Linked DNA regions of Homo sapiens: region 1 is linked to region 2. The links are chromatin loops, found by intact Hi-C in ENCODE. Cell type or tissue: endothelial cell of umbilical vein. All regions are shown on one strand. Each heading gives the region's core, and the rest is flanking DNA. Links, peaks and the distances in the headings are about the cores only. Region 1 has its middle 40 kb from the start of KRABD4. Region 2 has its middle 27 kb from the start of LINC02595.

What was found. Peaks named below come from ENCODE experiments on the same cell type or tissue, not always from the same donor. Only the 100,000 strongest peaks of a DNase experiment are listed, where the experiment ranks them.
Region 1: a loop joins it to region 2, with 14 times the contacts of the local background. A loop is called at or near these places in 4 of 110 quality-filtered maps.

What each region holds. Positions count from the first base shown.
Region 1 is chrX:46,399,354-46,416,236 of GRCh38, reverse strand. No RefSeq gene overlaps it. Among named protein-coding and RNA genes, the nearest start is that of KRABD4, 40 kb to the left of the region's middle. In endothelial cell of umbilical vein, for the core only: a CTCF peak has its summit at 7,223 (motif pointing right); a DNase peak (open chromatin) is centred at 7,326.
Region 2 is chrX:45,815,697-45,832,579 of GRCh38, reverse strand. No RefSeq gene overlaps it. Among named protein-coding and RNA genes, the nearest start is that of LINC02595, 27 kb to the left of the region's middle. In endothelial cell of umbilical vein, for the core only: a CTCF peak has its summit at 7,826 (motif pointing left); a DNase peak (open chromatin) is centred at 7,899; H3K27ac peaks cover 661 bases.

The DNA of each region.
Region 1 (16,883 bases), core at 4,115-12,114, 580 kb before region 2:
AAATAAATGTAATGTTTTGAGTTAATTTTATTTAAAGACATATATTCAATATGCTATGGTTTTTTTTGCTCATTATGTTTCATTCCTAATCTCAAAATCCATAATTCTTGGAAAAGATGGTGTTCTGAACCCTCCTGTCATTATTAAGTGTATATATATATATATATATATATATATATATATATATATATATATGGTGGGGTGGAGCCAAGATGGCCGAATAGGAACAGCTCCAGTCTACAGCTCCCAGCATGAGCGACACAGAAGACGGGTGATTTCTGCATTTCCAACTGAGGTACCAGGTTCATCTCACTGGGGAGTGCCGGACAGTGGGTGCAGGACAGTGGGTGCAGCGCACCGTGCATGAGCCGAAGCAGGGCGAGGCATCGCCTCACCCAGGAAGCACAAGGGGTCAGGGAATTCCCTTTCCTAGTCAAAGAAAGGGGTGACAGACAGCACCTGGAAAATCGGGTCACTCCCACCCTAATACTGTGCTTTTCCAACGGGCTTATCAAATGGCACACCAGGAGATTATAACCCACACCTGGCTCGGAGGGTCCTACGCCCACGGAGCCTTGCTTATTGCTAGCACAGCAGTCTGAGATCAAACTGCAAGGTGGCAGCGAGGCTGGGGGAGGGGTGCCCGCCATTGCTCAGGCTTGAGTAGGTAAACAAAGCAGCCAGGAAGCTCGAAGTTGGTGGAGCCCACCACAGCTCAAGGAGGCCTGCCTGCCTCTGTAGGCTCCACCTCTGGGGACAGGGCACAGACAAACAAAAGACAGCAATAACCTCTGCAGACTTAAATGTCCCAGTCTGACAGCTTTGAAGAGAGTAGTGGTTCTCCCAGCATGCAGCTTAAGATCTGAGAACGGGCAGACTGCCTCCTCAAGTTGGTCCCTGACCCCCGAGTAGCCTAACTGGGAGGCAACCTCCAGTAGGGGCAGACTGACACCTCACACGGCCGGGTACTCCTCTGAGACAAAATTTCCAGAGGAGCGATCAGGCAGCGGCATTTGCGGTTCACCAATATCCGCTGTTCTGCAGCCACCACTGCTGATACCCAGGCAAACAGGGTCTGGAGTGGACCTCCAGTAAACTCCAACAGACCTGCAGCTGAGGGTCCTGACAGTTAGAAGGAAAACTAACAAACAGAAAGGACATCCACACCAAAAACCCATCTGTACATCACCATCATCAAAGACCAAAGGTAGATAAAACCACAAAGATCGGGGAAAAAACAGAGCAGAAAAACCGGAAACTCTAAAAATCAGAGTGCCTCTCCTCCTCCAAAGGAACACAGCTCCTTACCAGCAACAGAACAAAACTGGATGGAGAATGACTTTGATGAGTTGAGAGAGGAAGACTTCAGAAGATCAAACTACTCCGAGCTAAAGGAGGAAGTTCGAACCAATGGCAAAGAAGTTAAAAACTTTGAAAAAAAATTAGACGAATGGACAACTAGAATAACAAATGCAGAGAAGCCCTTAAAGACCTGATGGAGCTGAAAACCACGGCATGAGAACTACGTGACGAAAGCACAAGCCTCAGTAACTGATGTGATCAACTGGAAGAAAGGGTATCAGTGATGGAAGATGAAATGAATGAAATGAAGCATGAAGAGAAGTTTAGAGAAAAAAGAATAAAAAGAAACAAACAAAGCCTCCAAGAAATATGGGACTATGTGAAAAGACCAAATCTATGTCTAATTGGTGTACCTGAAAGTGACAGGAAGAATGGAACCAAGTTGGAAAACACTCTGCAGGATATTATCCAGGAGAACTTCCCCAATCTAGCAAGGCAGGCCAACATTCAAATTCAGGAAATACAGAGAATGCCACAAAGACACTCCTCAAGAAGAGCAACTCCAAGACACATAATTGTCAGATTCACCAAAGTTGAAATAAAGGAAAAAATGTTAAGGGCAGCCAGAGAGAAAGGTCGGGTTACCCACAAAGGGAAGCCCATCAGACTAACAGCTGATTTCTCAGCAGACACTCTACAAGCCAGAAGAGAGTGGGGGCCAATATTCAACATTCTTAAAGAAAAGAATTTTCAACCCAGAATTTCATATCCAGCCAAACTAAGCTTCATAAGTGAAGGAGAAACAAAATACTTTACAGACAAGCAAAAGCTGAGAGATTTTGTCACCACCAGGCCTGCCCTAAAAGAGCTCCAGAAGGAAGCACTAAACATGGAAAGGAACAACCGGTACCAGCCACTGCAAAAACATGCCAAATTGTAAAGACCATAAAGGCTAGGAAGAAACTGCATCAACTAATGAGCAAAATAACCAGCTAACATCATAATGACAGGATCAAATTCACACATAACAATACTAACCTTAAATGTAAATGGGTTAATGCTCCAATTAGAAGACACAGACTAGCAAATTGGATAAAGATTCAAGACCCATCAGTGTGCTGTATTCAGGAAACCCATCTCATGTGCAGAGACACACATAGGCTTAAAATAAAGGGATGGAGGAAGATCTACCAAGCAAATGGAAAACAAAAAAAGGCAGGGGTTGCAATCCTAGTCTCTGATAAAACAGACTTTAAACCAACAAAGAACAAAAGAGACAAAGAAGGCCATTACATAATGGTAAAGGGATCAATTCAACAAGAAGAGCTAACTATCCTAAATATATATGCACCCAATACAGAAGCACCCAGATTCATAAAGCAAGTCCTTAGAGACCTACAAAGTGACTTAGACTCCCACACAATAATAATGGGAGACTTTAACACCCCACTGTCAACATTAGACAGATCAATGAGACAGAAAGTTAACAAGGATATCCAGGAATTCAACTCACCTCTGCACCAAGTGGACCTAATAGACATCTACAGAACTCTCCATCCAAAATCAACAGAATATGCATTCTTTTCAGCACCACACCACACCTATTCCAAAATTGGCCACATAGTTGGAAGTAAAGCACTCCTCAGCAAATGTAAAAGAACAGAAATTATAACAAACTGTCTCTCAGACCACAGTGCAATCAAACTAGAACTCAGGATTAAGAAACGCACTCAAAACCACTCAACTACTTGGAAACTGAACCACCTGCTCCTGAATGACTACTGGGTACATAACGAAATGAAGGCAGAAATAAAGATGTTGTTTGAAACCAACGAGGACAAAGACACAACATACCAGAATCTCTGGGACACATTCAAAGCAGTGTGTAGAGGGAAATTTATAGCACTAAATGCCCACAAGAGAAAGCAGGAAAGATCTAAAATTGACACCCTAACATCACAATTAAAAGAACTAGAGAAGCAAGAGCAAACGCATTCAAAAGCTAGCAGAAGGCAAGAAATAACTAAGATTAGAGCAGAACTGAAGGAAATAGAGACACAAAAAACCCTTCAAAAAATCAATGAATCCAGGAGCTGGTTTTTTGAAAAGATCAACAAAATTGATAGACCGCTAGCAAGACTAATAAAGAAGAAAAGAGAGAAGAATCAAATAGACGCAATAAAAAATGACAAAGGGGATATCACCACTGATCCCACAGAAATCCAAACTACCATCAGAGAATACTATAAACACCTCTATGTAAATAAACTAGAAAATCTAGAAGAAATGGATAGATTCCTGGACACATACGCCCTCCCAAGACTAAACGAGGAAGAAGTTGAATCTTTGAATAGACCAATAACAGGCTCTGAAATTGAGGCAATAATTAATAGCTTACCAACCAAAAAAAGTCCAGGACCAGATGGATTCACAGCCGAATTCTACCAGAGGTACAAGGAGGAGCTGGTACCATTCCTTCTGAAAGTATTTCAATCAATAGAAAAAGAGGGAATCCTCCCTAACTCATTTTATGACGCCAGCATCATCCTGATACCAAAGCCGGGCAGAGACACAACAAAAAAAGAGAATTTTAGACCAATATCCTTGATGAACATTGATGCAAAAATCCTCAATAAAATACTGGCAAACCAAATCCAGCAACACATCAAAAAGCTTATCCACCATGATCAAGTGGGCTTCATCCCTGGGATGCAAGGCTGGTTCAACATACGAAAATCAATAAACGTAATCCAGCATATAAACAGAACCAAAGACAAAAACCACATGATTATCTCAATAGATGCAGAAAAGGCCTTTGACAAAATTCAACAACCCTTCATGCTAAAAACTCTCAATAAATTAGGTATTGATGGGACATATCTCAAAATAATAAGGGTTATCTATGACAAACCCACAGCCAATATCATACTGAATGGGCCAAAACTGGAAGCATTCCCTTTGAAAACTGGCACAAGACAGGGATACCCTCTCTCACCACTCCTATTCAACATAGTGTTGGAAGTTCTGGCCAGGGCAATCATGCAGGAGAAGGAAATAAAGGGCATTCAATTAGGAAAAGAGGAAGTCAAATTGTCCCTGTTTGCAGATGACATGATTGTATATCTAGAAAACCCCATTGTCTCAGCCCAAAATCTCCTTAAGCTGATAAGCAACTTCAGCAAAGTCTCAGGATACAAAATCAATGTGCAAAAATCACAAGCATTCTTATACACCAATAACAGACAAACAGAGAGCCAAATCATAAGTGAACTCCCATTCACAGTTGCGTCAAAGAGAATAAAATACCTAGGAATCCAACTTACAAGGGATGTGAAGGACCTCTTCAAGGAGAACTACAAACCACTGCTCAGTGAAATAAAAGAGGATACAAACAAATGGAAGAAATTCCATGCTCATGGGTAGGAAGAATCAATATCGTGAAAATGGCCATACTGCCCAAGGTAATTTATAGATTCATTGCCATCCCCATCAAGCTACCAATGACTTTCTTCACAGAATTGGAAAAAACTACTTTAAAGTTCATATGGAACCAAAAAAGAGCCCGCATCGCCAAGTCAATCCTAAGCCAAAAGAACAAAGCTGGAGGCATCATGCTACCTGACTTCAAACTACTATACTACAAGGCTACAGTAACCAAAACAGCATGGTACTGGTACCAAAACAGAGATAAAGAGCAATGGAACAGAACAGAGCCCTCAGAAATAATGCCGCATATCTACAACTATCTGATCTTTGACAAACCTGAGAAAAACAAGCAATGGGGAAAGGATTCCCTATTTAATAAATGGTGCTGGGAAAACTAGCTGGTTATATGTAGAAAGCTGAAACTGGATCCCTTCCTTACACCTTATACAAAAATTAATTCATGATGGATTAAAGACTTACATGTTAGACCTAAAACTATAAAAACCCTAGAAGAAAACCTAGGCTATACCATTCAGGACACAGGCATGGGCAAGGACTTCATGTCTAAAACACCAAAAGCAATGGCAACGAAAGCCAAAATTGACAAATGGGATCTAATTAAACTAAAGAGCTTCTGCACAGCAAAAGAAACCACCATCAGAGTGAACAGGCAACCTACAGAATGGGAGAAAATTTTTGCAAGCTACTCATCTGACAAAGGGCTAATATCCAGAATCTACAATGAACTCAAATTTACAAGAAAAAAACAAACAACCCCATCAAAAAGTGGGTGAAGGATATGAACAGGCACTTCTCAAAAGAAGACATTTATGCAGCCAAAAGACACATGAAAAAATGCTCATCATCACTGGCCATCAGAGAAATGCAAATCAAAACCACAATGAGATACCATCTCACACCAGTTAGAATGGCGATCATTAAAAAGTCAGGAAACAACAGGTGCTGGAAAGGATGTGGAGAAATAGGAACATTTTTACACTGTTGGTGGGACTGTAAACTAGTTCAACCATTGTGGAAGTCAGTGTGGCGATTCCTCAGGGATCTAGAACTAGATATACCATTTGACCCAGCCATCCCATTACTGGGTATATACCCAAAGGATTATAAATCATGCTGCTATAAAGACATATGCACACATACGTTTATTGCGGCACTATTCACAATAGCAAAGACTTGGAACCAACCCAAATGTCCAACAATGACAGACTGGATTAAGAAAATGTGGCACATATACACCATGGAATACTATGCAGCCATAAAAAATGATGAGTTCATGTCCTTTGTAGGGACATGGGTGAAGCTGGAAACCATCATTCTCAGCAAACTATCACAAGGACAAAAAACCAAACACCACATGTTCTCACTCATAGGTGGGAATTGAACAATGAGAACACATGGACACAGGAAGGGGAACATCACACACTGGGGCTTGTTGTGGGGTGGGGGGAGGGGGGAGGGAGATAGCATTGGGAGATATACCTAATGCTAAATGACGAGTTAATGGGTGCAGCACACCAACATGGCACATGTATACATATGTTACAAACCTGCACATTGTGCACATGTATCCTAAAACTTAAAGTATAATAATAATTTTAAAAATATATATATATTATATATATATATATAATGTAAGAGAAGGCAAAATTAGAAAGACTACATGCGATTCTTGCTTCTGAATAGTTTATGTGCAAATATGTAAATAATAAAGGCTTCCTGGTCATTCTCTCTCTTTCTCTCTTTCTATTTGTGTCCCTGTTTTTTTTTTTTTTCCTCCAAGTGGAAGATGCTGAAATCATTGGCTTGACAAAGTTTTCTGAGTGGAGTCTGGGAACTCCTTGCAGAAAACATTAATTTCTGGGTAGAAATTTCTTATAGTAGAAGGAATTTGTGGTGTGAAGAGAATAAAGTAAATGTTCCAGAAAAGGCAAATAAATATGGGGGAAGAATTTGATTGAGTAGTTGTTAGCCTATGTGTAGAGAAGAACAAATGTATTTGCTTGGCTAAGATTATTACATGACAGATTTTTAAGGAGTGTGTGTAGGGTGGAGAGGATAGTTGAAAAAGACCTGAAAATTACCAATTTGAAATTTGGTTGAAATTCTTCACAATTGTCACAGCGCATGGATAAGACTTTAGTTGAAATAGCTTCCAGAATTGGTTTACTGAATTCCTGGAAATGAACTGTTTTAAGAGTTTGTACATTTCAGAAATTCATGGAGTTCAGAATGCCAAGACAAAGGCCTTCAATTTAACAAGGAGAAACCAGAGTTTACCACTGGGATCTCCTAGGCCGTTCCGGAGAAATTTTTTAATTTTTCAGTTTTTATCATAGAATTTCCCTGGAGACATGGAAAAGGAGAAAACTCTTACACAAGACTGTAGTCTTTTCCACCAAAAGTCTTAATTTTACACTTCTACGTGGTTGGTGTATGAAATGCACTTTCATGTGACTGCTGAAAGCAAAAGATGACTGTGGCCACATGGGGGCAGCAGACACCTGCTTTTCCAAGCTTGAGCTCCAGAAATTTGTGCTAAAAGATTTTCCACGTTTATTCTTTAGTCTAAATGTCTCTTCCATATTGCCGAACTGGGGGAAATGAATATCTTTAAAATACTAACAAAGAAATCTCACGTGCTAATCAGAAGTTGGCAAGGGCTTGCTCTTTTTGTGTTTCTAATGGCTAGTTTCTCACAGGTCATTTCTTAGCTATCAGGATATCCTCTGACAATCATAGGGCCTGGCATCTAATGATAGCTTAGTAAACGTTGGTTATCCTTAGTGTTTTTTGGAAGATAACTGCTCCAACTTACCAAAACACATTCTCTAAGATCTCAGACCACGGTATCCAGGGAAGGCTGTATCTCTTTAGCTAAGAGTGTTCACATTGTCTAGCAGTCCTACACATTTTCTGCAGTTCTACAGTCATGAATTTAGAGACAAGCACCTTGTCAAATCAGTGATTCTGAGAAAAGCATATCCGACACAGTCACTTTCTCTTTACCTGTGTGGTGCTGCAGCAGAAACTGCAAATGGAATTTTGAGGATGGAAGGTGAGCACAGGTGTGGCAAGATTGCGATCCTGGGTATACCACTCCATCCCTCCTCCCTCTTCCCCTAACAGCCTAATCAGCCCTAATCAGGGCCTCATGGATGAGGTGAGGCACTTAGGCTGGCACCACCAGCTGCCTGGCTCTTTAGGCCTCTCACTGATGCCCCCTGCCTATTCATTTCAACATTTGTTGAATGCCCACTCTTTCTTAAGCAATCCTCATACATCATCTCATTTACCATTTCTCTATGTAGGAAAGCTATTTCATGCCTATGTTTGCAGATGCTCGTCCTTCTGCCTGGAATACCCTTTCCTTCTTCTCAGTCTAATTCCTATATGTCTTTCCAATCCAGCTCATGACATGCTCTTCTAGAAACCCCACAACAGTTTAGATATAGCCAAAATGGGCTCTTGTAAGCACATGGTCTTATCCTCAGCACATTGTTAGGATCACAGGCTTGGTCATCTTCCTCTCCCATGAAACCACAAGCTCCCTGTGCTCAGAGCCCTGCCTCATTCGGCCTTGAATCCGTAGAGGCCAGCAGAGTTTCTGGCACATTGGAGCTGCTCCAGAAAAGTTTGTGGAGTGAGCAAATGAATCAATTCATTTATCCCTGAATGAGATGTTTCCTTTCCCTTCCTTTCCCCAGTTAAAATGCTTTGATTTTTTTTTAATCTCTCTTAAGAAATTATTTTAAAAATAAGCAGTCAGCTTCTACCTCCTACACAAGGAACATCAGAGAATACCAATGAACCATCATTTACAAGTGGGACTTGCTGAAGAAGGAAGTGTGTAGTATGAACCTCTGTGGATATCCCAGGCACTGTGGGGTCCCATGGGGATATGCACCAAGCTCCATGCGTGCGGCTCTGAAAGATGCCTTCACATCAGCAGCAGCTGTTAGTGGCATTAAGATGTGAATGGCTTCCAGAAGCCTCTCAGTGTTCTAAGGATACTATTCGTCAATTCTCACAGAATCCTTCAATGATAAGCAAGAGAAATGGAGAAAGTTTTTCCTGCCTTCTTCTCTCCGCTGTCTCTCTTTCTCCTTACAGTTGGAGAGTTAGAATTCAGAGAAAGATTAAGCAAATCGCCTAGCATCACTTAAAAGAGAACAGTCAAGCCAGAACTCAGTCTGGTGCTCATTCCACAAAGCTGTGCTTCCTGTAACTTAAACAGGTCTGTGTTTTAATGAATTTGTGGCATATGGGCCATAATAATCAAAGCGCCTGGCATTTCCTGGAATTTATGATCTTGTGGGGAATAGGTCATTTTCTACTTTTGAATGAATTTTCACATGCTTAGCTTTGGAGTTGAGAAACCTGACAGAAGTGAACATGGTTTCTGGAATAAGTAATGCTTTTTTTTGTTTGTTTGTTTGTCCTGCTATCTGTACCCATATCTTCTTTTTGTCCTCTCAAACCTCATCCCTACCCATGAACTATTGTCCCAACTTCTCTAGCATTTTAAGAGTCAGTGGCAAGATAGTGTTCTTTTTTTTTTTTGACGGAGTCTCGCTCTGTCACCAGACTGGAGTACAATGGTGCGATCTTGGCTCACTGCAACCTCTGCCTCCCGGGTTCAAGCGATTCTCTTGCCTCAGCCTCCTGAGTAGCTGGGACTACAGGCGCACGCCACTATGCCCAGCTAATTTTTGTATTTTTTAAGTAGAGATGTGGTTTCACCATGTTGGCCGAGATGGTCTCGATCTCCTGACCTCGTGATCCACCCATCTCGGCCTCCCAAAGTGCTGAGATTACAGGCATGAGCCACCACCCAGCCAAGAGTCAGTAGCAAGATAGTGCTCTCAAAGTCTGTGTTGTGGGAGAAGAAAATTATTTTGATTGCTGTCTTCTCTGTGAAATTCCAGTGAAGTTCATAGCCCTTCATCGTCCACCATCCCTGGTGACCTGCAGTTGTTGGAAAAACAGTTGTCTTTATAGGCAAAGAACTCTCCTCCTGACCTGGATTTGTGTTTCTGATTTCTAAAAAACCTTGTTGATCCAGGTAGCAGTGAAAGTCTGTGAATTCAGATATGGCCTGACCAATGCACTCTTTTTTTTTTTTTTTTTTTTTTTTTTGAGACAGGCTGGAGTGCAGTGGCGCGATCTCCGCTAACTGCAACCTCCACCTCCCGGGTTCAAATGATTCTCCTGCCTCAGCCTCCCGAGTAGCTGGGATTACAGGTGCGCACACCAAGCCCAGCTAATTTTTGTATTTTTAGTAGAGATGGGGTTTCACCATGTTGGCCAGGATGGTCTCAAACTCCTGACCTCAAGTGATCCACCCGCCTTGGCCTCTCACAGTGCTGGGATTACTGGTGTGAGCCACAGGGCCTGGCCCAATGTGCTCTGTTTTTGACAGAGTCTTCCAGAATTGCCTTGAGTGTGACAGCAGTAGCTGGTTTCCCAAAGATCTACTTGGTCCCACTTGCTGAGAAAGCTGCCATTGAGTATTTGTTGTGGGCATTTAAATCTCAGTAAAGGTATACCAATTAATGCCAATGAGCTTAAGTAAATATCTATGCCACTGATATTGATGTTTGTGTTTTGTTTCTAAAATGAATTGAAGTTCCCCCAAAGCCTGACCTCTTCTCCAGCAAATCCTTGGTTGCAGTGGATGGCAGTAATTTTTTAAGGGCATTACATTAAGTTTCCAGGAGTGCCTTTTAAAGGAGCTTTTTCCATGCCTTTTTTTTTTCTAATATCTTATATGCTCAGTTCTTACTGGCTTACAAGAACTCTTTAAAAAATGGAGTCCCTGAATATTTCTGTGAAATGCATTCTTTTCTGAGACAGACTGTCATGGGAGCTATTTAGAGCCTACATCACTTAGTTTGAGAGCTGAATGATGCACTTTTCCAAGCATATTCTTAACTCAAACAACAAAAGACTTCAAGTTTGCCGAGTATTTCCAGACCCAGGCAATGTCAGGGAACCATAGATTGTCAGGGTCTTCTATTGCCCTGGCAGCTCTCTAGAAGCAACACTAGAATTTCTAGAAGGGGACCGTAGCATGCTAAAGCCATTGGCATGACCCTGGGTTCACTGGCATCCAGGAAGCTCCTTTTCTCTGTGTTGGAGTTACCCCTGTAATACACCCAGGTTAACATATTTGGAATTCCTAACCCTATATAATGAGGAAACCTCTAAGTTTCAAAGATCCCAGTTCAAATCTAAACACTTAGAAAGCTTGGAAATAAGTTTCTTGGGTTTGGAATTCATTAAAGAAGTGCAAGACTCAGGGTCCATAGGGGGCACACAAAAAGACTCAGTGTCTCTGTCACTGAGACAGAGGCTGGGGGAGAAAAGAGACACACTTTCCCAGAAATTCAATTGGGGCAGGTACAGAGTATCTATGCTGGATCTCATGAGTGCTTGGTGGGACAAGACTGTTCCCATGGTAATTCCCCGAGGTTAACCAGCTGTGACAGGGAAAGCGATAGCCGCACGATTCATGAATGTGTGTAACCGAACTGTCCCTGGCTAGGTTCATGGGTCAAATAGGAGACCAGTGTCTGAGGTCAGGTTTCAGGCTGCTGCATGTGCTGGCCCCTAAGCAGAAGGAAAGGGAATCAGTAAGTGTCACCTTGAATGATACCCCCCTATGCTTGATTCGACACCAGTTAGGAAGGGAATTGGTAGGGGCACATGATGAAAAACTGTTCGGTTTCTTTCCCTTTCTCTCTGCTGTCACATGAGACTAGACCAGGAGAAAACAGAAAGCTCATAATTTTATTTGGCCTTCATTGAGTGTAGGCTGGTATCATTTCATTTATTTGGAACTTATAGGGGTTCTCAGGTTCATAACCTATTTACTGGGTTTATAAATTGATTATTTTAAAATTTGAATGATGGATGGGAACATTCCACGGTTTATTGTGGGAGGGAGAATATAGCCAGAGAAACAATGACCTATGGTGTAAGGCCATAGGTATATCAAAATCAGAATCTGTACCAATTCAAATAACTTCCTCTTGAATCTCAGATTACCTTGGGAAAGTGTATGATTTTTTTGCACTAGCATTTCAAAACATTTAAGCTTCCGTAATGACGGCTTGATTTAATTCCAAATGCATTACCTCCTACAGATACAACATGAGAGCAGAAATTGACTTTGTAAATAGCGTGGATCAAATGAGGCCCACTGACTTGCACAATCCAATAAGTGGCAAAACCAAGACTAGAATATCAGAATGTACAGCTTTGTCTTTTGAGCAAGATTGCCTTTGTTTTTACCAAACAAATTTTGATGCCATACGTTTGTTGAATGAATTCTACTTTAGATTCATTCAGTACAATATTTTGCTCCTTTTCTTACAAAAAGTAGTACAACAAAGAAGTGTTGAAATTCCATTTGCCACTCTGTTATTAAGTGATACATGTTATGTCACATGAAGCACATACAAAATTAAATAAGTCACTTTTGTGTGCTTTTACAGTGTTAGGTTTAGAAATCTTATCTTAGTGGAATAGACTTGTTTAAAAATGTTCTTGAAATTTCATTGTGTAAACCTAGTTTTATTATAAGAAACTACCATTCAAGCCAGTAGTCAAAAAACTTGCTTTCCTATACCTATAAGCACAGGCTTAGAATAAACTGAAACCAGATTGAGGCGGGCTTATCAACTGGATTTCAAGAGGCATTGCTGGTGAAATTTTAATGTTTTTATTTTAACAAACAGTTAAGTTAGTGAATTCCTTACTCTTAAACAGATTCTGTTAAGAAGGACATATTACTTGAGATTGTTTAATCCAGCAAAAGTTTTACCCTATATTTTTAACTAGTCCCACAGTTGATGGGGAAAGGTCCTGGTTTATAATATGAGGTGAGGTGATTCCTCTTTTTCTTTTCATTTATTTTTGGATTTTATTTTTAAATAATAATATTTTTGCTTGTATGGGAATTGCAGACTGTCCTTTATCCTTTCTCAAAGAATGAAAGTCCTATTCATTTTCCATAACTGTGTTTCAATATCAGTTTCTTTGTGAGGTATTATTGATTTCTAACCCCTTCACAGGTTCTAGAATAAATTCCTTCCTCTTCAATATTCTCAAGAGTGTTTCATCAGGCATCTATTCTAACACTTAGTTAATTCTACCCTCTGAGTTCATTTATTTGTTGAGTACCTACTATGTACCAGGCACTGGTCTAAGCCTAGGGATAGATAGAACAGTGAACAAAACAGATAAAGTCTCCAGTCTCATGGAGGTTATTACTCTAGTGGGTGGACATGACAATAAATGAATAAGTATTGGGAGGAAGAAAAAGCAAGGGAAGGGAGTTAACGAGTGCCAGGGAGAAGTGGGTTACTATTTTGTATTGAGTGGTTGGAGGATGCCTCACTGGGAAAGTGACATTTGAGCAGAAACCTTAAGGAAGGGAGGGTGTGAGCTAGGCAGATATTTTGGGGAAGAGAATTCTAAGCAGAGGGAGTAACAATACAAAAGACCGTGCTTGGCTCACTTGAGGAGTAGCAAGGAGGACAGTGATGTGGAGTGAGTGAGGGGAAAAGCATAAGGGGATAGGATCAGGCTCTGAAAAGCACTTGGATTTTTACTCTGAGTGGGAAGTGAAGTCATTGGGAGGTGTTCAGCCGAGGAGTGATGGAGCTGCAGTGCTGAGAATAGACCGTTGACTGGTGAAGGGAGAAGAGAATGATGTTTTGCACTGGGAAGTGGTAAGAAGTGGTTATATTCTAGATATATTTTGAAGTAAGAACATAATTGCAGAATTGATGGATTGGACATGGGTGTCAGAAGTCAAGGATGCCTCCAATGTTTCTGCCTTGAGTAGGTGGAAAAATGGAGTTTCCAGATACCAACATGGGGTAGGTGGTGCAAGAAACAGGCAAGGGGGGCAAGATTAGGAGTTTTGCTTTGGGACTTGTTAATAACTTTTTTACTTTAAAAATAATTTTTAATTGAAATATCACATTCTAGCAGAAAAGTGCTTGTCGAATTTTCACAAAACAACTGCACCTGTAATTTGCATCGAGACTAAGAAATAAAACACTCCAACAGACCCAGAGGCAGAGATTACAAGTAGGCATCTTGGATAGACAATTCTATAGTTTAGGGGAGATATAAATGTGGGATTTGTCAGCATACAGATGGCAGTTAAAGCCATGAAACAAGATGAAATTACCTAGGAAGTAAATGTGGATAGAGAAGAAAAGAAGTCTGAAGACTGAGCTGTGGGACCTTCTAACGTTTAATGGCTGGGGAGATGAAAGGGAAACAGCAAAGGATACTGAGAGGAGCAGATGGTGATGTAGGAGACCCAGGAGAGAGTGAGAACAAAGAAAGAGTACTAAGTACAGGAACTCTGCCATAAGGATTGGGAATATGCATTGAAGAAGATCCAGGTCCCTTCCCTGCCCTCGTGTCAAGTGGGGTAAAACATGACACGTTAAAAAAAAAAAAGGCATGGAAAAAAATTCCATCTATCTATGTACTTATCTTCCCATATTTTGTTATGAAGTATAACACAGGCTAAAAAGAAATGTAACTTTTTTTTTTTGAGACAGAGTTTCACTCTCATTGACCAGGCTGGAGTGCAATGGCGCAATCTCGGCTCACCACAACCTCCGCCTCCTGGGTTCAAGCGATTCTCCTGCTTCAGCCTCCCGAGTAGCTGGGATTACAGGCACGCACCACCATTCCTGGCTAATTTTGTATTTTTAGTAGAGACAGAGTTTCTCCATGTTAGTCAGGCTGGTCTTGAACTCCAGACGTCAGGTGATCCGCCCACCTTGGCCTCCCAAAGTGCTGGGATTACAGGTGTGAGCCACCGCGCCCAGCCCAGAAATGTAACTTTTGATGGTGGGGGGGCGGATCTGATTTAGTTAGGAATGGCTTCTCTGAGGAAATGATGTTTAACTTGAAGCTTGATGGATGAAAAGGGATTTTCTAAGATCAAATTTGGAGGATGTATTAGTTTCCCAAGGCTGCTGTAACAAAATACCATAAACTGAGTGGCTTAAAACACAAGAAATTTATTCTTTCACAGTTCTGGCAGCTAGAAGTCAGAAATCACAGTGCAGCAAGGCCATGCATGCTCTCTGTGACTCTGCAGAAGAATTCTTTCTGGCCTCTTCCAGCTCCTGGTAGCTCCAGGCATTTCTTGATTTATGACAGCATAATTTTAATCTCTGTCTCCACATGGCCTACTTATCTGTGTGTGCGTCTCTGTGTCCTCTCCTCTTCTTAAAAGGACATCAATTATTAGGTTTAGGGCCCACCCTAAATCTAAGATGATTTCATCTCGATATCCTTAATTAGTTATGTCTGCAAAGATGCTATTTCCAAATGAGGTCACATTCTTTTTAAGAAATAAATTTTATTTTTTTCAGATACATGGCATGCAGTCACCAAATGAGGTCACATTCTGGGGTTCTGAGTGGACGTGATTTAGAGGAACACTATTCAACCTCGTACAGGGAACAAACAGAAGAAATAACATGTTTGAAGCAGTAGTGTGTTGGAGCTGACTCAAACCTGCTATCAAGAGCCAACTGTTAAATTTTCAGCAATTTTGTTATCTGGTAGACATTAGTAACTTGAAATTGATCACAGTGTGAGTATTTGCATTGTGGAAATTGACAAATGCCACAAATCATGTTTGTTTATTTTTCTTCTGGAGAACCCATTGTTAAACATTTACCAGCACACCACTGGTTTGAAGGCCTTGTATCTGAAAAGACATGTGTCTAGCATGGCTGGCCTATAAGGAAGTGTGGACTGGAGGGGAAGAACAGGCCAGGACATGTAAGGTCTTGAAGATCTCAGTAAGGATTTTAGGTTTTTTTTTTTTTTTGAGACAGTGTCTTGATCTGTCTCCCAGGCTGGAGTGCAGTGGTGCGATCTTGGTTTACTGCAATCTCCACCTCCCAGGCCTAGTGATCCTCCCACCTCAGCCTCCTGAGTAGCTGGGACTACAGGCACATGCCACCAAGGCCATCTAATTTTTTTTTTTTTTTTTGGTAGAGATGGAGTTTTGTCATGTTGCTTAGGCTGGCCTGGAACTCCTGGGCTCAAGGTATCTGCCTACCTCAGCTTTCTAAAGTGCTGGGATTACAGGTGTGAGCCACCACACCCAGCCAGGATTTTAGATTTTAACCCAAGTGCAACTGAGGGATATCTGAGAGTTTTAATCAGGGGAGCGGCAAGGTCAGATTTGTGTCATTGTTCTAATTGTTTATATGCCAGTCTTTCCTTGACAGGGATTTTATCTTCATTATTTTTTGTTTCTCCCATGAATTTTGCATAGAATAGGTACTTGATAAATGCTCATCCATCTAAATGGGGTTTTATAAATACTATGCATGCTAGTAAAAGCAATGGTTAATGAGCCAGCAAAAATGATTGATATGGTTTGGATTTGTGTCCCCACCCAAATCTCATGTGGAATTGTAATTCCCAATGTTGGAGGAGGGACCTGGTGGGAGGTGATTGGATCATGGGGGCTATTGCCCTCTTGTTGTTTTCCTGATAGTGAGTGAGTTCTCACAAGATCTGGTTGCTTAAAAGTGTGTAGCACCTCCCCCTTCTCTCTTTCTCCTGCTCCGGCCATGTGAAGATGTGCCTGCTTCCTCTTTGCCTTCTGCCATGATTGTAGGTTTCCTGAGGCCTCCCCAGAAGCAGAAGCCTGTACAGCCCATAGAACCATGAGCCAATTAAACCTCTTTTCTTTATAAATTACCCAGTCTCAGGTATTTATAGCAGTGCAAGAACGGACTAATACAATGATCAAACCCGAAGATGTCATCGAGGATTCACAAAACAGTTCTATCATTTTGGTACACCATCCGTTTAACAGACATGTATTTAGAACCTGCTGTCTACAGGCACCATGGGGATACAGCAATGAAGAAGACACAGTCCTACTCTCAAGTTGGAATCTTGTGGAGAACACACCAAAGCCTGTCAGAGTCCCCTGTGATAAACTGTATGACAAAGTAAACATGGGCAGGTCTCCTGAATTTTGGGGACCTGGGGAAGCTCCCATGGGAAGCACACTTTTTAGAGATAGTATTGCTGCCTGGAATGATACACTGAGTTCAATATCATCCTTTAAA
Region 2 (16,883 bases), core at 4,255-12,254:
AGTCTCATTAGGATGAGCTCAGAGTTCTCAATTCCCCGGAGGAAAGGAAATCAGACTATCAGCTCACCTCAGCAGCGTTCCCTTCCTCTGGCATTCTTGTTTTTGAGTCCCTTATAGTCTAATGGAAGCCTCAGAGATTTTTCTCCATGCAACATGTAAGATGGGATCTGTAACTTCATAATATGCAGCATTTGCATGTTCTCATCTATTCTCATGGAGTCTTCTGTTTAAACATTAAACGTTTTTTAGCTTCATGATAAAAAGTAATTTTGGTAGTAAGCACCTGCTGACTCATTACAATATTTTCAAAGGAGGAAAATGGGAATACTTAGACAATATGGTTGTCTTCAAAATATTTTCATTGCATTTTTTAAGTTTTTCAAATTTTAATTTGTCTAGAAAACACTTTGTAGGTAGAAGATGGTAATGGAGGCAGTTTCAGTTGCTTTAAAGCTCCCTCAGATGGATTCCTTATTGGATCCATTTACTTCTCATGTAGTAAAATGAGGCATGACTGTCATTACAAACCCTCCCATTTGAGAAGAGAATTTGCTCCAGAGAATTCTAGTACCACTAATAGGCAGTGTCCATATGGTTTGCACATGTAAAAACAAGAGAATGAGCTCCCCAAATTATTTAAATCTGAACCATTTCATTGTTAAGGAGCAATTCCGTTAACTTTTGTTTGAAGCTGTGTAAGACTTGGCCAGTGCCGAAAGCCCCAGGGTTGATGGAGGCCCTGAGTTCTAGTGTTGGCTCTGCTTCCACAAGCCATTTGCCAGTGAGGCCTCTGTTCACTCATCCCGAGAATGAGAACATTGAAATACTTGAATCCTAATGCTATCTCTGCCCTTTGGATTCCAATCAGTCATTTATCACTTGGAAATTAAGGTTATACATGCGTTTCAACAAACTGTATTGCCAGGATCAATTAAAAGAATGAAAGTATGCAAATTTCTTTTAACTCTTTAAAATTTTCTATTTCCAACCTAATGAAGAAGCAAGGAGTTGTGTGTAAAGAGCACTAAACGGCATGTAAACAAATAAAAATGAAATAGTGATTTTTGAATCTGGAGTACCTGAATTCGAGTCATAGGCACTGTCTGCTTTGGTGCCTTGGGCAAGTCATCAACTATAAGCCTCAGTTTCCTCAACTAGAAAGTGGATAGAATAAATAGTACAGTAGCTTTACCTATCTCATGTGGGTGTTTGGGGAAGCCAATAAAACATTTCATGTGTGAAGGCTCTTTATAAATAGTAAAGGGCTATAAAAACATCGATTATCATTAGGACTAATGATGCAGCCCTTGTCAGCAGTAACCATCTGTTGTGGCTGTCACTCTCAAAAGCAAGATGCGAAAATGACCCAAAGGTATTTAAATTACGTTCACCTTGAGTTTTGTTCCCATATGACTGTTTTTGTTTGTTTTTGGTAGGTAAGCTGACACTATGGTTAGGGTTTGAGCTCTGTCCTTGGAGCCATTGAAATGTAGAGCTGGAAGGGACACTAGAATCACCAAATTCCCCTCTTTTAAGTTGTAGCTTATGAAGTTTAACTGACTTACCTAAGTTAACAGAGCTGCTTCAAGGTATAACCACAAAGAGTTTTGCTTAAACTCTGATTTGTATAATTAGGACTATAATTTTGATCAAGTACCAAAATAATGAAGGAGATTTCTTTTGCTTTCAAACTTTGGGATTCTCTATTTTCCTTCTCCCTATCCCCACTGATATCTTTCACTTCCCTCCTATTTCACAGCCCTCTCCTTCCATTTGGATGGTATAGCACCTCTACCCACTTCAGAGAAGAGGGTCCTCTGTCTCTCACCCAAAACCAATCCCCTACCTGTGCTCTTGATTCCCACCCATTTTTGCCTCCTCTGGGACCTAATCTAACAGTCATTCTGTCTATGACCTATTTTGTCTTGCTCTCCCTTTCTGTTGGTTCTTCTTGGTCTACAAATGTGTCCAAACTTGTAAGACTGTTTACTTCATCCTACATACCGCTTCTTTTCAATACTTGACTATTGAAAAGGAAACTGGTAAGAAGACTCATAGCTTTTTCAACTTCGATTAATTCCTTATATGGTAATGTACAAGTACAGGGACTGGTGCTTGGTAGTAGCTCAGGAAAGTTCCTTCCCTCCCTCCTGACTCTCCCCTTCCTCTCTGTCATCCCCTGCCTTCTTGTCCTCCACCTTCCTCTTGTTACTCTTCTTATTTCTTTCTGTTCCCTGCCTTCTCTTGTCCCCTTAACTCCCCAGTTTGTTGCAATTTGTTTCCTGGCCTCCCTTAGGGACGCTGATCTGGCTTTTGCTCATCAATGACCTAACGGTGGACTCCAGTGGCTGTTTCTCAATGACACCTGTCTGTTTTTAACTTGCTGCCAGTTTCTGGGTACTTTTTCTTCTTCTTTTAGCCTATATGATCCTTTCTTCTCAGGATCTAGGCTGGATTCCTCTTCCCTTTCTAGTTTTTTAAGTGATGCTATTCTCCAGTAGAATTCAGCATCAACCTGTAGTCAACTCCCTACTCAGCCGCCATCTGTGATCACCAGCATGGTGGGCTGCTTCCTCACACCCTTGACACCATGTTGAATCTTAAGGCTTCAGCCCCTTGCTTCTCTTTTCTTCCATAAACATTCAGCCCAAATGCACTCTTCAGAGAAGTCTTCACCAGCAACCTCAGTTACAGCTCCACAGAACTTTAAAGGTCCCTCTAGTAGCCCTGATATCAGTGCTGGGATTTCACTTCATCCTCTCCATTTTGTTCCTGCCTCTAGTGGGTGAGTGCCTTGTGGCAGAGACTGTGTCTGATTTATTTCTATGGGACTTAACCCTCCGTCAGTGCTGAATAAATGAGAGAGAACAATCATTCATTTAAGTACACTTCTATAGATAAGTACTGCTTTAAGAGACTGAATGTTGATTAGCCACAGGGAAGAGAAAAGTATAAGATCAGAAACGACTTCATGGTGTATGTTGTTATGGGAATCTATGGTATTAGCCAGTTTATTAAATATTAAATTATTTTATATGAAGTAGCACAGTGTGATAGGTAGAATAATGGCTCTCTGCTGTGGTTTGGATATGGTTTCTCCCCAGCAAAACTTAAGCTGAAGTTTGTTCCCCAGTGTTAGAGGTGGGGCCTAATTAATGGGAGGTGTTTGGATCATAGGGGTGGATCCTTCATGAATGGGTTGGTGCTGTTTTCACAGTAGCGAGTTGTTGCTCTCCCTAGACTGGATTAGTTCCCACGGAGAATGGATTAGCTCCTGAGTGAGTGGGTTGTTATAAAGCCAGGACGCCCCTCAGGTTTTCTGTCTTCACAAGTGTCTCTTTCCTTTTTGACCTTCTCTGCCATGTTGTGATGTAGCATGAAAGCCATTGCCGGAAGCCAGGGCCATGCCCTTGAACTTTTTAGCCTGCAGAGCTGTGAGCTAAGAAAACCTCTTCTTTATAAATTGCCTTGTCTCAGGTTTTGTTTTGTTTTTTTTTATAGCAATACAAAATGGAGTAAGACAAAATGGGCTAAGACACCCTCCAAAGATGTCTATGTATCCTAATCCCTGGAACCTGTGAGCATGTTATATGGCAAAGGGGAATTAAGATTTGGAAATGGAATTAAGGCTGCTACTCAGCTGACTTTAAAATAGGGAAATTATCCTGGATTATCTGGGTGGGATCAGTGTAATCATGAAGCTCCTCAAAAGTGGTCTCTGCTGTAGGATTGCCTTATTAGCTGAGTCCATGGACTGCTGGGGGGTCTTAAATTGCCTTGAACATTGTCTTTGGTTAATGCTTCATTGATGTATTTCTTTTTTTTCTTTTTTCTTTTTTTTTTTTTATACGGAGTTTTGCTCTTGTCATCCAGGCTGGAGTGCAGTGGCGTGATCTAGGCTCACTGCAGCCTCGGCCTCCCTGCAACCTCCGTCTGCTGGGTTCAAGCGAATCTTGTGCCTCAGTCTCCTGAGTAGCTGGGATTACAAGTGTGTGCCACCATGCCTGGCTAATTTTTGTATTTTTGGTAGAGACGGGGTTTTGCCATGTTGGCCAGGCTGGTCTCAAACTCCTGACCTCACATGGTCCACCTGCCACGGCCTCCCGAAGTGCTGGGATTACAGGCCTGAGCCACCTATATATTATTAAATCCTTTTGTGGGGCGAGGAAACAGGCATGGAGTGGTTAAATTACACCAGGTCATGCTGCTCCTGATGACCGTGAGGTTTTACTGCACGTAAAGAGTTGGGGACCAGGAGTTGGGGACCAACCTGGCTAACATGGTGAAACCCCATCTCTACAAAAAATACAAAATTAGCCGGGCGTGGTGGCACATGCCTGTAATCCCAGCTACTCTGGAGGCTGAGGCAGGAGAATGGCTTGAACCCAGGAGGCAGAGGTTGTGGTGAGCCGAGATCGCGCCATTGCGCTCCAGCCTGGGCAACAAGAGCAAAACTCTGTCTCAAAAACAACAAAAAAAGAAGTCTTGCCTTGAATTTTGAAAGTCGCAGAGGAATTTGTATATTATTGAAGCAATGTGACACTGTAACACTTAGGGAAGAAGACAAAAATGAATCATAATTCTAACAAAATCTTGATTATATTTTGGTATATATTTCCTTTCAGTCTTTTTTCCCCGGTGCATATGTGTGTTGCAGTTTACCACAGGTGTAATCATAACCATATTATACTTTTTTCATTTTACATTATGTATTTTTCCATGTTAACTGTCTTTGTCATTATTATCTGTTATAGACAATAGGCTATTTCTAAGTTTCTCTTGTTAAAAGTAATGCTGAAAGAACAGTTTCTATCTGGGATGTGCCATTGGTGGAGACCAGGAAAACAAGCGGGCCTATTCCAACTGTGAAACTCAGTTAAAACTTCTGCTTGGAGGTAGTCAGTGTCATATCTGCACACATTTTATTGGTCAAAGTGTGTCATAGGGCCAAAGTCAATGAAGTGGGGACGTACACTTCTCCCCCGTGACAATGAGCAGGGATGCTTCCTCCTATTATAAGGAGGGAGGGAAGAATAGTTGGGAATAATAATCCTATCTACTACCTGGAGGGAGATGAGATGATAAGATAGAACATAAAAATAGAAAGAAGCAAAAATAGCAGGTAGAGACAGGCTGATTTCTGTTGAATCCAGATTCTGACCTTAGGCAGGGACTCTGTCTTTAGTTGCCTCCACTGAAATGGAAGGATTAAAAGAAATGATGTATGGAAAGCATGGTGCACATTGCCTTGCAAAATAAATAGGCTGCCAGCAAATGCTAGTTCCCTTTAAAGATGTAATTTTACCATGGTACTAAATGTGCTATTTTGGTCCTGCTGTTTGGATGGAACTTGACTTTTCTTGAGTTTTAACACGAATATACACAATGCTGTGGATCATTAAAGTAAATATAGGCTGAATTTGTGGATGATTATTCTTCAGTCCTTTAAAAAGTACATCATTACTGGGGAGATAATTTAAAATTCCTGGCCTCACATCCCAAAGTGGGATGCAGTATCTTGGGCCCCATCTCAGAGCTACTGAATCAAATTCTACACTTTAACAACATCCCCAGGACATTAGATGTACATTAAACTTTGAACAACAATGATGTAGGTAGTCCTTAGGAAACTTTTGGAGAAATGGATGTTTTAAAAGAAAAGAAATGGATTCGTTTTCTTTTTGAATTATTATTTCCCTTTTAATTTGACCATAATGAATAAATCAATAATATTTACAGTTTTAAAAACTATTTTCTGGCTGGGTGTGGTGGCTCATGCCTATAATCCTAGCACTTTGGGAGGCCAAAGCAGGCAGATTGCTTGAGCTCAGGAGTTCGAGACCAGCCTGGGCAATGTGGTGAAAGCCCATCTCTACACAAAATACAAATGTTAGCCAAGCGTGGTGGCACACGCCTGTAGTCACAGCTACTCAGGGGCTGAGGGAGGCATATGGCTTGAACCCGAGAAGTCGAGGCTGCAGTGAGCCGAGATTGCACCACTGCACTCCAGCCTGGGCGACAGAGCAAGACTCTGTCTTAAGAAAACAAAGAGTTTTCTATAGTGTATACAGTATTTAAAAACAGGCATAGTTAGAACAGTAATAATTTAGAAGTGTGGTTTTTCTTCTTTGAACTTCTAAGAAAATGTTATTTTACCTACAAGGTTTAATCTTGATGCAAAAGCTGTTGGTCCATGACATTTTATTTGGTTTATTTGAATTCGAGAAGTCTTATTTTGATCTTAGGAGATCAAACTCCAACAGTATTATAAGTAATCTAAGATGCAACATTTAGAGTCTGCTATGAGTTGAATGTCCCCTCCAAGAATGTGACAGTATTGAGAGGTGGGGCCTTTAAGAGGTGATTGGAGTCATGGGGGTTCTGCCTTCATGAATGGATTAATCCATTCATGGATTAATGGGTTCGTGGGTTAATGGATCAGTGGCTTAATGGATTAATGAGTTATCAGGGGAGTGGGACTTGTGGCTTTATAAGAAGAGGAAGAATGACCTGAGCTAAAATGCCCATCATCATATGATGCTCTATGCTGCCTTGGGACTCTGCAGAGAGTCCCCACCAGAGAGAAGACCCTCACCAGATGCAGACTCTTGACGTTGGACTTCTCAGCTTCCATAACTGTAAGAAATAAATTCCTTTTCTTTATAAATTAACCAGTTTCAGATATTCTATTATAAGCAATAGAAAGCAGACTAAGATAGAATCTTTGAAACAAAATGGTAATTCTTGAACTATTAATAAATACTCTTTTTGCTACATGTCCCTATTACTTGATAGTAATTGTGTTCTTGAGTTTCCTTATGTATAGATTATGTGTCAGAGGACCTAACTCACTGGAAGCGTGGTGTGGGCACTAAAATTATTATTACTTTTTTGAGACGGAGTCTCACTCTGTTGCCCAGGCTGTAGTGCAATGGTGCGATCTCAGCTCACTGCAGCCTCCGCCTCCTGGGTTCAAGCGATTCTCCTGCCTCAGCCTCCCGAGTAGCTGGGATTACAGGCATGCACCACCACACCCAGCTAATTTTTGTATTTTTAGTAGATACGAGGTTTTACCATGTTGGCCAGGCTGGTCTCGAACTCCTGACCTCGTGATCCGCCCACCTCGGCCTCCCGAAGTGTTGGGATTACAGGTGTGAGCCACCGCACCTGGCCTGAAAATTCTCTCCAAATTCTCAGATGCCTAGTCAACTCAACGTAAGATGTTTGCCTGGGTTTAGGGCAAACTATGGCCTGTGGGGCCGAATCTGTGCCTGTGTTTATAAATAAAATTTTATTGAAACACAGCCACGTCCATTTATTTACCTAATTGTCTATGGCTACTTTCATGACGTCAATGTCAGAGTGACAGAGATCACTATATGGCCTGCACAGCTTAAACCTTTACTCTCTGGCCCTTATGGAATAACTTTAGCGCCCTGGTATCAATAATAAAGGGTAACTTTTTGTATTTGTGTGAAATTGAGAAAAGTATCTGAAGAATCTTGATTTTTTTTAAAGAGAAAAAAACAGTCAGTCTAACATTTAATAGATTGTTATCTTCTTCCAGATTACATCAATCTTCCAGATTGCCTTAGGGCCCTAATCACAGGTCAAATTAATTTTGCCCCTTCAACCAATCCTTTTCAAAGTACTGAAGATAATACTGTCATCAGATGCTGACATTACTACACAAATGCAGTATTTCATCAGTGAATTGTGTGTTTTTATATATCATGTTGATGCATGCCACTTCCCTCATACAGCGCAGTGTGTATTTTTCACTGGAACCTTCCAACCTTAGGCTCTTCCTTCCCTGGGGTGCCGCCTTGTGGTGGGCTGTGAGCCCTTCATGGGCAAACTGCATGGTTTGGTCATCGAGGACCGTGAATCTGCTATGGAGTGACTCATGCCAAACCCTGCCAAGAGCAAGCTGTCCCATCATATACCTAAGAGGTCATGAATCATTAGACTGGAACAACCTGCTGGTGAATACAACGTGGAAAAAATTCCTCATTCTACTGATTATCAACCTCCCCCGTGCCTTCTCTATATATGGGCTTAAGAGGAAACTTTTAAAAAAGAATAAAGAAATGACTCATTAGGGCTTTTTGGGGATAGTCTTAATTATATTTTAGCTAATGCAGTATTTTTCATACTTTGCTGTATATGGTTATATATATGCTTTAAAATAATAGGTACACATACATATCTCTATATGTATCCATGTGCACACATGGATGTGTATGATTAATCTTGATTCTGGTAAGCCTCATTATTGAAGGAGTTTAAGAGAAGAGGCTGTGATTGTATCTTTACTGGCCCTTTCTGTGCCTAAATGTGATGAGGTTTTTTGGGGTAGATGTTAATCCATCACTCACTTACAAATTTGTCAACAAACAGGAGAACCTTATGCAAAGAGTCACATTCATTGTCTTAATTTCTGCTTATTTCTAGGTAAAATATGTTGATAAAGCACAGCAGCCCACCAATATTCCATTGATTCAAATAGCTATGATGCTAACAGCTAAATTCTTACCTACAGACTAAAACATTCTCAAAATCTGAATAAAGATTATCCCATTATTTGCCGCTTTTGTTGGGAAATAAAATATATACATACATACTAAATAATCAGTAGTTCAGCTATACATGCAGGGAATTCATGTCTTTAGCTCTAAAACACAGTAATAATGAGCAAACTTATGAACCAGTTTATTCTGCTGCAGCCTTCACTAGTCTGCCTGGATGAGGATAAAGAGAGATGTATTACTCATAAGAATTGACAGATCTGGGATAGATTCAGCAGAAATAGCACTTTAGAGATATTTGAAACTATGGTATTCAGCTAATTGTTCTCATAGTTTTAAGATATATTCATTCCTGAATGTTGCCAAGGATTCTAGTGCTATAAGCAGCTTATAACAGAGATTTCTGTGGTTGCTATGTGCAGAAAACTAGAATAAATGAGCGGGAAATAAAATCAGGGAGGGAAAATATTGCTATAGTAGTAACTTATTTTTTATAGGAAAAATTTGGAAAATAAAGTAAGAATCCCTGGAATTTGGGTAGAAATATATTTTTCACAAAGCAGACAATACAGAACAAAAATCATAATTCTATTTGCTACTTTTTATTAAGAATGCTTTCCTTTATGATTTAAAACATTACATTTTGAGTAACTTTCTAATGCACTGTTTAGTTTGGATAGAATGTTGAGAAATTGCAGAGTGCTGAGAAGAAAGCAATGTCATGTCATTTCTTTTTCTTTTTTTTTTTTTTTTTTTTGAGACAGAGTCTTGCTCTGTTGCCCAGGCTGGAGTGCAGTGGGGCCATCCCCGTTCACTGCAGCCTCCGCCTCCCAGGTTCAAGCGATTCTCCTGCTTCAGCCTCCCCAGTAGCTGGGATTACAGGTGCCCGCCACCACTCCCGGCTAATTTTTGTATTTTTAGTAGAGATGGGGTTTCACCATGTTGGCCAGGCTGGTCTTGAACTCCTGACCTCAGGTGATCTGCCTGCCTCGGCCTCCCAAAGTGCTAGGATTACAGGCATGAGCCACAACACCCAGCCTCATGTAATTTCTTAACATGACAATTCCCAAATATGCTCAAACATGAAATATGGTTCTCTAGAGAAGTTGATTATATGTCTTTAATTCACTTATATCAAATAACTCCCTTAATCATTAAATTTTTTAAATACAGCCTAATCTTTTGTGTTGTTCTTCACCCAACTTTTCTTTCTCTTTTCAGCAGGATAGGAAAAGTACCATATAATTATTAAAGCCATCTTTTGATTACAAAGTACTGACAAATGTGTTTCTTTACCATCTTTTCTTCTAATTTGGTAATGTCAGTCCTAAGTGCACATTAGAACCATCTGGAGAAGTTTTTACAAAATGTAAATGACTGTGTTCCTCAAATTCTCATTCAATTGATCCAAGGTGGGGTATAGGCATTTGTGTGTGTGTATGTGTGTGTGTGTGTGTTTAAACTACCTATATGATGGTAATGTGCAACTATTCTTTTAGACTCTTACTTAAAGTGTAGTCCTTGGACTAGCAACATCAGCATGACCTGGGAGCTTGTTAGAAATACAGAATCTGAGGCCCCACTCCAGATCCACTGAATTAGAATCTGCAGTTTAACAAGATACCTGTGTGTGAGTCAGATGTGCATTAAAGTTTGAGAAGCACTGTTCTGTGGCAGGGGCAGGCAAACAAAGACCTTTGGGTAGGCCAAATCTGGCCTGGACGCTTGCTTCTGTCAATAAAGTTTTATTAGAAAACATCCACATTCGTTTATTTATATATTGTCTGTGATCGCTTTTGTCTTTCAAGGGCAGAATTGAATAGTTGCAACAGAGACCATATGGCTAACAAAACCAAAAATATTTACTCTCTGACCTTTTGTAGAAAAAGTTTGCCAACTGCTGCTGTAGGATATCCAGCCACCCTGTGGGTGAACAAAAATTGGAAAATTGGAAACTTGATTGCAATAAAAAGAATCAATATTCAGTTTGACTGCTGAAATTCTCAACCTTAGATTTAAAGCCATACTTAAGGGAAATTGAATGTGAGTGACTGAGTCAGACAGATTAACTAAGGAAGCAGTGTTGTTCTGGCAGGACAATTCTGGAGAGTCCATGCATATTTCTTAATAAGCAATGAATTGTTTGCCCTTGAGATGTCTGACCCGAAATGATGGATTTGTATTAATTTGAATTTTGAAATCATGTATTCTTCATGTTGGATTTGTATTAATTTGAATTTTGAAATCATGTATTCTTCATATGGACCAAATCTCTTTTGTTTTTTTTTGAGATGGAGTCTTGTTCTATAGCCCAGGCTGGAGTGCAGCAGCATGATCTTGGCTCACTGCAGCCTCTGCCTCCGATTCTCCTGTCTCAGCCTCCCGAGTAGCTGTGTGCCACCATGCCCAGCTAATTTTTTTTTTTTTTTTTTTTTAGTAGAGACGGGGTTTCACCATGTTAGCCAGGCTGGTGTTGAACTCCTGACCTCAGGTGATTCACCCACCTCCGCCTCCCAAAGTGCTGGGATTACAGGCGTGAGCCAGTGAGCCTGGCTGATGCGGACCAAATCTTTAACAGTTAACTACCTTGTACTGATCTGCAAAATGATAGAAAAACATGTAAGTTTAGGTGGATCAGCAGAGAGTCTGTTACATCTTGGTGGTCTCAGAGCTCTTTTCTAGCTCTCTGAGTTTCTGGGATTCTAACCCACATACTTCAGGAGATGTCTTAATAATGGTTGTATTAGCCACTTGTTACAAAACACTTAGCAAGGAATCAATCTTTGTGAGGAAATAAGCCCAGTCTGGTGGAATGGGGTATTTGAGGTTGCTTCACTCAGGAGAATGACGGCCCCAGCATTCTGCAGTGAAGAGTTTCTGTAAAACAGTCCTGTGAGGTTGGTTTTATTCCAGGTGGACAACTTGGGATGCTGAGGCTTCAAGAGGATACCTACTTAGGAAGTGGCATAGCCAGGGTTTGAAAGCAGATTTGTTTGTCTCTTAGATATGTTCTTTTTCCATCTTATTACACTGTTTCTCAAACACTGAGTGGATCCTCCATGACCTTTGGTTGCTTGTCCTGTGAATGCATAGGACTGAGGTGGACTGGGAGAATAAGAGCTTGTGGGCAGCTCATGTTGTCATGGTGAATATCTGTGTGTTTGAATACATGTGGACTAATGTGATGAATGATCGCTATTGATGAGTGACGTATATTAATATATCCTTAATGTTCTCAGCCTGTGAAGTTTGTTTATTATTTTTATGTAAAAGTTATACTGTGGTCATATGTATGTAAGAGGGATTCTTTCAGAGAAAAAATATTAGAACAGCCTAGTAAAGCCATATTTTTTGAATGCGTTAAATGTAATTTATTGTGAGTTCTGTAAAACTTGTCACCATTTAATAATTCAAGTGATATTGTTCCTGATGGTCAGTTTTTATTAACCAAATGGCTGGGAATGCCTTTGCTTAGAACTTTTTGTGTCAGTTCAAGATTGTGGACTTATTCATAAAAGTGGGAAGGTGCCCACCTTCTGGTTACAGTCGTGATCATTACAAAAGCGATTCCCACTTTATTTCTATGATAAGACACTTTAGATGTGTCTTCTCTGAGCCTCATGAGTTAAGTAGAACTCTCATTCTGCAGTAGAGAAAAGTAGACTTAGCTAAAACACTTTCTGAAGACTGCATTTCTAGAAAGTGGTGGAGCAAAATTGAAACCCAAATTTTCTGACTTTAAAACCCATGGTTTTAGCTGTCTTGGTAAGAAGACCGTCTGTTAGTTCTCTGTCTTTTTAAAGATATGATATTTAATAAAGGCATTTCATCAAGTGATTATTTCAAATTAATTATCCTTACGTCTTAAAAGATGCAGTTACCATATGGATTCCCCTGTTTTGTAGCTGCTGCTTGGGAATTTAAAAATTTTTCTGAGGCCGGGCGCGGTGGCTCACGCCTGTAATCCCAGCACTTTGGGAGGCCGAGGCAGGTGGATCACGAGGTCAGGAGATCCGAGACCATCCTAGCTAACACGGTGAAACCTCGTCTCTACTAAAAGTACCAAAAATTAGCCGGGTGTGGTGGTGGGCGCCTGCAGTCTCAGCTACTCGGGAGGCTGAGGCAGGAGAATGGCGTGAACCCGGGAGGCGGAGCTTGCAGTGAGCCGAGATCGCGCCACTGCACTCCAGCCTGGGCAACAGAGAAAGACTCGGTCTCAAAAAAAAAAAAAAAATTCTAATGCATGTATGCACATTTATGAAATATAAGTGTGATGTAAACAATGTATACCTGAAAGAAATGTTGTAAATGAGCCCTGTCTAACCACCACTGAAGTCAACAAATACAACATGCCAGGGCCCAGAAGCCCCCTGCTTCTCCTTCCAATCATTATGCATTTCTCCCAAAGGTATCCTGACTTTATGAAAAATCACTTCCTTGTTTTGTTTTTAAATTTTGCTACCTATCTCTAAATTGTATAGTTTTGCTTGTTGTTGAGCTTTCTATAAATAGATTGTGTCTGGCTTTATTTGCTCGGTATATCCAGTAACATATTTCACATATTTTATTAAATTTATTTCAGGTACTTGTTCTATGTTGATGTTAACAAAATGGCATGTCTTTCAACATTTTATTTCTAACAATTGCTGATAAATAAAAATTTTATTTTTGCACATTAATATATTCAGCAATCTTGATAAACCCTTTAAAATTGTAGTAATAGTGGTAATAGTAATTCCTTTGATTTTTCTATGAACACAACCTTCTCATCCGTAAATAATATCATTTTTTTCTTCCTTCTTTTTCTTGCCTTACTGCAATGGCCAGGACCTCTAGTACAATGTTGAGTAGAAGAGATGATGGTAGGCATCCTGTGTGATTCCCCTTTCTAAAAGGGAATGCTTTTGATGTATGGAATTTATTACAGGCTTTTGATATGTATCTCTTTTCAGAGTGGGAACTTCCCTTCTGTTTGCTTATGTCACTTCTTCCACATCTGTTGAGATGAGAATATGAGTATCCTCCTTAAATATGTTAATATGGTAAGTTACACTGACTGACTTTTAATGTCAGTCAAAAATTTAAAGTGTGGAATCCTGGTTTAAATCCAGTTTGAGGCTGGACATGGTGGCTCACGTCTATAATCCCAGCACTTTGGGAGGCTGAGGTGGGCAGATCACTTGAGGCCAGGAGTTTGAGACCAGCCTGGCCAACATGGTGAAACCCCGTCTCTACTAAAAATATGAAAATTATCTGGGCATGGTAGTGCAGGTCTGTAATCCCAGCTACTCGGGAGGCTGAGGCAGGAGAATTGTTTGAACCTGGGAGGCGGAGGTTGCAGTGAGCTGGGGTCAGTCCACTGCACTCCAGCCTGGGTGACACAGCGAGACTCCATCTCAAAAAAAAAATGAAATAAAATAACTCCAGTTTGATCAGGGTGTATTATCCTTTTAAAATGTGAATTTGATGTGCTACTATTTTCTTGAAGATTTTTGCATAAGTGATCGTGAATGAGATTGGCCTATAGTTTTCAGTTCTTGTTCAGTTCTAGTTGTGTTTTTGTACTGAACACATTCTAAACTCTAAGCTAGGAAAGGTGCCCTTTGCTCCTGTTCTCTGACAGTGTTTGTATAATTTATTCTCAAGTCTTTGTGTGGAGTGTTATTGTTTCCTTAGAACTTGTTGGTGAAGCCATCTGGACATACAGTTTACTTTTTTACTATAGGAAGATTCTAAATTACTAATTCAGTTTCTTTCTTTTTTTTTTTTTTTTGAGACAGAGTCTCACTCAGTTGCCCAGGCTGGAGTGCAGTGGTGAGATCTCGGCTCACTACAACCTCCACCTCCCAGGTTCAAGTGATTCTTCTGCCTCAGCCTCCCAAGTAGCTGGGATTACAGGCACCCACCACCATGCCCACCTGATTTTTTTAGGTGAGACAGGGTTTCACCATATTGACCAGGCTAGTCTGGAACTCCTGACCTCAAGTGATCTGCCCGCCTCGGCCTCCCAAAGTGCTGGAATTACAGGCATGAGCCACTGCGCTTGGCCTACTGATTCAGTTTCTTTTTTTTTCTGAGACAGAGTCTCGCTCTGTCGCCCAGGCTGGAGTGCAGTGGCGCGATCTCAGCTCACTGCAGCCTCCACCTCCCACGTTCAAGCAGTTCTCCTGCCTCAGCCTCCTGAGTAGCTAGGATTACAGGCGTGGACCACCATGACCAGCTATTTTTGTATTTTTAGTAGAGACGGGGTTTCACCATGTTGGCCAGGCTGGTCTCGAACCCCTGACCTCGTGATCCGCCTGCCTTGGCCTCCCAAAGTGCTGGGATTACACGCGTGAGCCACTGCACATGGCCTGATTCAGTTTCTTATAGGACTATTCAGATTTTACATTTTTTGTGACAGTTAAGTTGTACATTCTTGAGAATTTACCCAATTTGTCCAAAATTTAAAACTTTTTGATATAAAGTTGATTGAAATATGCTTTTTGATTATCTTTACAATGTGCAGTTATGTATCTTTATCTCTGTTTTATTCATCAGTCTTCATCAAAGATTTGGCATATTAATCCTCTCAAATGGCCTACTTATGCCTTTGTTGATCATCTTTATTTTATCCTCATTTTCTATTTCATTTCTGCTCTTATTATTTCCTTCTTTTTATTTTCTTTAGGTTTATTTTGCTTTTCTTAATGTCTTGAGATAGGAACTGAGCTTTTTAAGCTATTCTCATTTTCTAAAATACATAGTTCCCGTTCTAGGTAGCTTTGTTTCCATCCCAGAAGTTGGATTCGTGTTTAAAATATTTTGAAATTTGGCCAGGTGTGGTGGCTCACACCTGTAATGCCAGCACTTTGGGAGGCTGAGGCCAGAGGATCACTTGAGTCCAGGAGTTCCAGACCAGGCTGGGCAATAAAGTGAGACTCTGTCTCTAAACACACACAAACAGACACACACCAGTACAAAAATTAGCCAGGCGTGGTAGCACACATCTGTAGGCTCAGCTACAGAGGCTGAGGTGGGAGGATCACTTAAGCCCAGGAGGTCGAGGTTGCAGTAAGCTGTGATTGCACCACTGCACCCCAGCCTAGGTGACAGAGCAATACCCTTTCTCTATAATAAATAAATAAATAAATACAATTTTTATTAATTTAATTTGTCATACCCCTAGTTTAATATCTGTTCTGGACAAGGTGGGCTTTCTGCGTCTTGCCTCATCATCTAAACTACTTTACATTCATGGACCATTAGAGCATCCTAGGGACTACGTAGGCCATAGCTTTTCTTTTTCTTCTTCTTTTTTTTTTTTTTTAATAGAGACAGGGTCTCACTCTGCCGCCCAGGCCAGAGTGCAGTGGCACAATCATAGGTCACTTCCGCCTCAAACTCCCAGACTCAAGTGATTGTCCCACCTCACAGCCTCCCAAATAGCTGGGGACTACAGGAGTGCACCACCACGTCCAGCTAATTTTTGTGCTTTTTGTGGAGACTGGGGTTTCACTTTGTTGCCCAGGCTGGTCTCAAACTCCTAGGCTCAAACCATCTACCAGCCTCAGTTACAGGCGTGAGCCACTGCGGCCGGCCAGCCATAGCTTTATCAAAGCAGTTCATATTCCTCCTGGGTAAGAATTATGTGGGAGGAGTTACTAAAAATGGTCTGGTCCAGTCACCTCATTTTTCATACAAGGAAACACAGGGCAAGAATAGTTAAATATGTTGAATTTAAACTTGTGAGTTAATTTGTTGGGATAGTTAAATTTGGTATGATTAAATGCATAAATGCCTGTCAGTACATTTATCTATGCCACAGTATTGTCACTAGCTTGGAAATGATGCCTTGCACCATAAGAAGTTGATCCGAGTCCTGTGAAATGGCATGCACGGTGATCTTTGCTTAGGCGTATTTTATTTTATTTTATTTTTTTGAGGCAGAGCCTTTCTCTGTCACCCAGGGTGGAGTGCAGTGGTGCAATTTCGGCTCACTGCAACCTTCGCCTCCCAGGTTCAAGAGATTCCTGTGCCTCAGCCTCCCGAGTAGCTGGGATTGCAGGCATGCACCACCATGCCTGACTAATTTTTTTTGTATTTTTGGTAGAGATGGGGCTTTGCCATGTTGGCCAGGCTTATCTCGAACTCCTGGCCTTAAGCAATCCACCTGCTTCAGCAACCCACAGTGTTGAGATTACAGGCGTGAGCCGCCGTGTCCGGCTGCTTAGGCATATTAACTGAGCTTTACCTTGTTCCCCATCAGCTTTCAAATTCTTAGTAAGCTGTCCATTTGGATATGAAAGAGGAGGTGTGTCTTTTGCTGTGAAATTTAACCTTGCTGTGCTGCTGGGAAATAGAAAACATGAAACA